2 separate regions of the Homo sapiens genome follow, and region 2 is linked to region 1. Evidence: read pairs that join two places in POLR2A ChIA-PET (ENCODE). Cell type or tissue: B cell. All regions are shown on one strand.

Evidence for each region. ChIA-PET counts read pairs that join two places held together with the same protein. Peaks named below come from ENCODE experiments on the same cell type or tissue, not always from the same donor. Only the 100,000 strongest peaks of a DNase experiment are listed, where the experiment ranks them.
Region 2: POLR2A ChIA-PET joins it to region 1 with 7 read pairs; 2 of 35 experiments call an interaction of 5 or more read pairs at or near these places.

Annotation. Positions count from the first base shown.
Region 1 is chr17:78,774,175-78,776,674 of GRCh38, forward strand. All of the region lies in intron 1 of CYTH1 (cytohesin 1), which reads right to left. Among named protein-coding and RNA genes, the nearest start is that of CYTH1, 6.8 kb to the right of the region's middle. RefSeq lists an enhancer at 395-896. In B cell, no CTCF peak of the experiment used is centred here; a DNase peak (open chromatin) is centred at 1,047; H3K4me3 peaks cover 2,309 bases; H3K27ac peaks cover 2,500 bases.
Region 2 is chr17:78,217,720-78,220,219 of GRCh38, forward strand. The region is part of intron 3 of BIRC5 (baculoviral IAP repeat containing 5); the gene reads left to right. Among named protein-coding and RNA genes, the nearest start is that of BIRC5, 4.7 kb to the left of the region's middle. In B cell, no CTCF peak of the experiment used is centred here; no DNase peak of the experiment used is centred here.

The sequences.
Region 1 (2,500 bases):
AAAAGTTGGCACCAGACATCAAGAATTCTAAAAATGTTTATACTCTGACATGTTCATGTCACCCTGAGAATATATCTTAAAGACCACAAAGTGTGTATAATTATGGCAACCTTATGTTCCAGATTTTCTAAGAAGGTGTTCACTGTAAATAATTGTGTTCTTTTCAATAAAGGCAAATCAGTAAGTTAGTAACTAAGTTTGAGAATAATGGAAGTCATCCATATCATAGAAAAACAAAGAAAACGGGTTCTGCATGGGGTCAAACATGCACAGAAGTGTTCTGGTTTCTGTTTGAAATGGAGAGTTGAGGAAAAAAACTCAAACTCACCACATATTAACTTTTTACAAGATGGAACTTGGTTCAATCCATTATTCCCTCCACAGTTGCTGAGCTGCCTCTGTAGGGCCCCAGGCACCATGCCTATTCTGGAGACATGGTGATGAAAAGGCAAATCTTTCTTAAATGCAACAGGCTCCTCTCCCCAGCCCGCAGCAGCACCCAGACATGCCAGTGCCCAGACCTTATTTTTCTTGTTGAATCTTCTCACCACCCACACACAGGTCTCCATGGTACAGCATGACAGCTCTTCCTATAATTCTGATATAAATCCTCCTTTTATCCAGAGTCTTTGGTCACAAACCGTAATACATACATGTGAAATGTTCCCAAATCTTGAGTAGACACTCAAGATTATGCCTGTGAGAAAACTCCTTTCCATGAAAACACAGAAGAAACTACTCTCTTTTCTTATCAAACCCCCGAAGTACCCACCAGGGCATTCGGCATGGGAAATCGGGTTAGAACTGCCGCAAGGCACTGCTCCCTCAGACAGCCCACCACCTGTGGCTGGCATAACGGCCCTGGACTTGCTGCCTGCTTTCCCTCTGTGCCACTAGGCACCCACCCCTGCAGTCACCCCAGCTCCCGAGGCATCACACCATCCACAGACCACAGGGTTAGTCCTCCTGAGGTCCCTCTGTGTGTTATGACACCACACCTAACCCGGCACAGAAACCAGGCTGAACACCCTGACAGTCTCCTGTGGCCCATGAAGATTGGGGGGGCCGCTGGGGGTTAGGGGAAGAGGAGAGATGGAAGGAAGTTACTAATTAAGAGTGATCTTGAAAGCCTCGGGTGCTAAGGGTCTTTTTTCTTTTTACCCCTGTCCTGAGTATTCCCTTATATCCTTCCCTCAAAGGCCAAAGCTAGAGACAGCAGATACGTTTTTATGCAATTGGACCTCAATGCTTCTCGAAATATGCGAATGAACAACTTTCTTGAATGTCTTACCCCACCACTCTTCCTCTACAGAGAAAGTGAAACCTCGTTTTTTTAATTCTTGCTGAAAACACTGCTATTTTAACTTGAAATTTGTTCTTTCTTGTTTTAGATAATGAATTAGTTCTACCTTTCCTGCTTTAGATAATCAATCTGGGAACTCAATGTAAAAATTACATCAAAGGCAAATAAAAAGTAAGGTATTTCAGAAGCTGAATAAGTAAAGGACATTTGCAGACGTCTCTTCCTTTTCATTTGAAAACTCACCTAAAAATTATTTTAAAATTCTCTGTTGACAACTTCCCTAATTGAAGCTAACTTCTTGAAAGGAACAAAAATAAGACATGCATTTGCTATAATGAACATGATAGACTCCAGCAACTTTCATTTTAAATGTTTATATAGAAATTATGCTTAAAGGCCAGGCACGGTGGCTCATACCTGTAATCCCAGCACTTTGGGAGGCTGAAGTGGGCAAATCACCTGAGGTCAGGAGTTTGAGATCAGCCTGGCCAACATGGTGAAACCTCGTCTCTACTAAAAATACAAAAATCAGCCGGGTGTGGTGGCACATGCCTGTAATCCCAGCTACTTGGGAAGCTGAGACAGGAGAATCACTTGAACCCAGGAGGCAGAAGTTGCAGTGAGCTAAGATCACGCCACTGCACTTCAGCCTGGGAAACAGAGTAAAACTCTGTCTCAACAACAAAAAAAAGAAATTATGCTTAAAAAGGAAGTTCATAATTGAATCACGGCAACTGCAGTCATTAGCCCCAAAATGATGACCATTACAGAGCAACAGGATGAACATACTCTCTGGAAAATCCCGCAAATACTCCCTTAAAGTGCATTATATGTGGTTTTCTGTTTACAACCCTGAACATTATTACACAGAAATATATACTGGCAACAGTACACACAAGCCAGGCGCAATGGCTCACACCTGTAATCCCGGCACTTTGGGAGGCTGAGGCGGGCAGATCATTTGAGGTCAGGAGTTCGAGACCAGCCTGGCCAACATGATGAAACCCCATCTCTACTAAAAATACAAAACAATTAGCTGAGCGTGGTAGCACACGCCTGTTGTCCCAGCTACTCAGGAGGCTGAGGCACGAGAATCGCTTGAACCCGGGAGGCAGAGGGTGCAGTAAGCCAAGATCGTGCCACTGGACTCCAGGCTGGACAACAGAGCGAGACTCTGTCTCAAAAAAAAAAAAAAAA
Region 2 (2,500 bases), 560 kb before region 1:
ATCTCCTGACCTCGTGATCTGCCTGCCTCGGCCTCCCAAAGTGCTGGGATTACAGGTGTGAGCCACCACACCCGGCTATTTTTATTTTTTTGAGACAGGGACTCACTCTGTCACCTGGGCTGCAGTGCAGTGGTACACCATAGCTCACTGCAGCCTCGAACTCCTGAGCTCAAGTGATCCTCCCACCTCATCCTCCCAAGTAATTGGGACTACAGGCGCACCCCACCATGCCCACCTTATTTATTTATTTATTTATTTATTTATTTATTTTCATAGAGATGAGGGTTCCCTGTGTTGTCCAGGCTGGTCTTGAACTCCTGAGCTCAAGGGATCCTTTTGCCTGGGCCTCCCAAAGTGCTGAGATTACAGGCATGAGCCACCGTGCCCAGCTAGGAATCATTTTTAAAGCCCCTAGGATGTCTGTGTGATTTTAAAGCTCCTGGAGTGTGGCCGGTATAAGTATATACCGGTATAAGTAAATCCCACATTTTGTGTCAGTATTTACTAGAAACTTAGTCATTTATCTGAAGTTGAAATGTAACTGGGCTTTATTTATTTATTTATTTATTTATTTATTTTTAATTTTTTTTTTTGAGACGAGTCTCACTTTGTCACCCAGGCTGGAGTGCAGTGGCACGATCTCGGCTCACTGCAACCTCTGCCTCCCGGGGTCAAGCGATTCTCCTGCCTTAGCCTCCCGAGTAGCTGGGACTACAGGCACGCACCACCATGCCTGGCTAATTTTTGTATTTTTAGTAGACGGGGTTTCACCATGCTGGCCAAGCTGGTCTCAAACTCCTGACCTTGTGATCTGCCCGCTTTAGCCTCCCAGAGTGCTGGGATTACAGGCATGAGCCACCATGCGTGGTCTTTTTAAAATTTTTTGATTTTTTTTTTTTTTGAGACAGAGCCTTGCTCTGTCGCCCAGGCTGGAGTGCAGTGGCACGATCTCAGCTCACTACAAGCTCCGCCTCCCGGGTTCACGCCATTCTTCTGCCTCAGCCTCCTGAGTAGCTGGGACTACAGGTGCCCACCACCACGCCTGGCTAATTTTTTTTGGTATTTTTATTAGAGACAAGGTTTCATCATGTTGGCCAGGCTGGTCTCAAACTCCTGACCTCAAGTGATCTGCCTGCCTCGGCCTCCCAAAGCGCTGAGATTACAGGTGTGATCTACTGCACCAGGCCTGGGCGTCATATATTCTTATTTGCTAAGTCTGGCAGCCCCACACAGAATAAGTACTGGGGGATTCCATATCCTTGTAGCAAAGCCCTGGGTGGAGAGTCAGGAGATGTTGTAGTTCTGTCTCTGCCACTTGCAGACTTTGAGTTTAAGCCAGTCGTGCTCATGCTTTCCTTGCTAAATAGAGGTTAGACCCCCTATCCCATGGTTTCTCAGGTTGCTTTTCAGCTTGAAAATTGTATTCCTTTGTAGAGATCAGCGTAAAATAATTCTGTCCTTATATGTGGCTTTATTTTAATTTGAGACAGAGTGTCACTCAGTCGCCCAGGCTGGAGTGTGGTGGTGCGATCTTGGCTCACTGCGACCTCCACCTCCCAGGTTCAAGCGATTCTCGTGCCTCAGGCTCCCAAGTAGCTGAGATTATAGGTGTGTGCCACCAGGCCCAGCTAACTTTTGTATTTTTAGTAGAGACAGGGTTTTGCCATGTTGGCTAAGCTGGTCTCGAACTCCTGGCCTCAAGTGATCTGCCCGCCTTGGCATCCCAAAGTGCTGGGATTACAGGTGTGAACCACCACACCTGGCCTCAATATAGTGGCTTTTAAGTGCTAAGGACTGAGATTGTGTTTTGTCAGGAAGAGGCCAGTTGTGGGTGAAGCATGCTGTGAGAGAGCTTGTCACCTGGTTGAGGTTGTGGGAGCTGCAGCGTGGGAACTGGAAAGTGGGCTGGGGATCATCTTTTTCCAGGTCAGGGGTCAGCCAGCTTTTCTGCAGCGTGCCATAGACCATCTCTTAGCCCTCGTGGGTCAGAGTCTCTGTTGCATATTGTCTTTTGTTGTTTTTCACAACCTTTTAGAAACATAAAAAGCATTCTTAGCCCGTGGGCTGGACAAAAAAAGGCCATGACGGGCTGTATGGATTTGGCCCAGCAGGCCCTTGCTTGCCAAGCCCTGTTTTAGACAAGGAGCAGCTTGTGTGCCTGGAACCATCATGGGCACAGGGGAGGAGCAGAGTGGATGTGGAGGTGTGAGCTGGAAACCAGGTCCCAGAGCGCTGAGAAAGACAGAGGGTTTTTGCCCTTGCAAATAGAGCAACTGAAATCTGACACCATCCAGTTCCAGAAAGCCCTGAAGTGCTGGTGGACGCTGCGGGGTGCTCCGCTCTAGGGTTACAGGGATGAAGATGCAGTCTGGTAGGGGGAGTCCACTCACCTGTTGGAAGATGTGATTAAGAAAAGTAGACTTTCAGGGCCGGGCATGGTGGCTCACGCCTGTAATCCCAGCACTTTGGGAGGCCGAGGCGGGTGGATCACGAGGTCAGG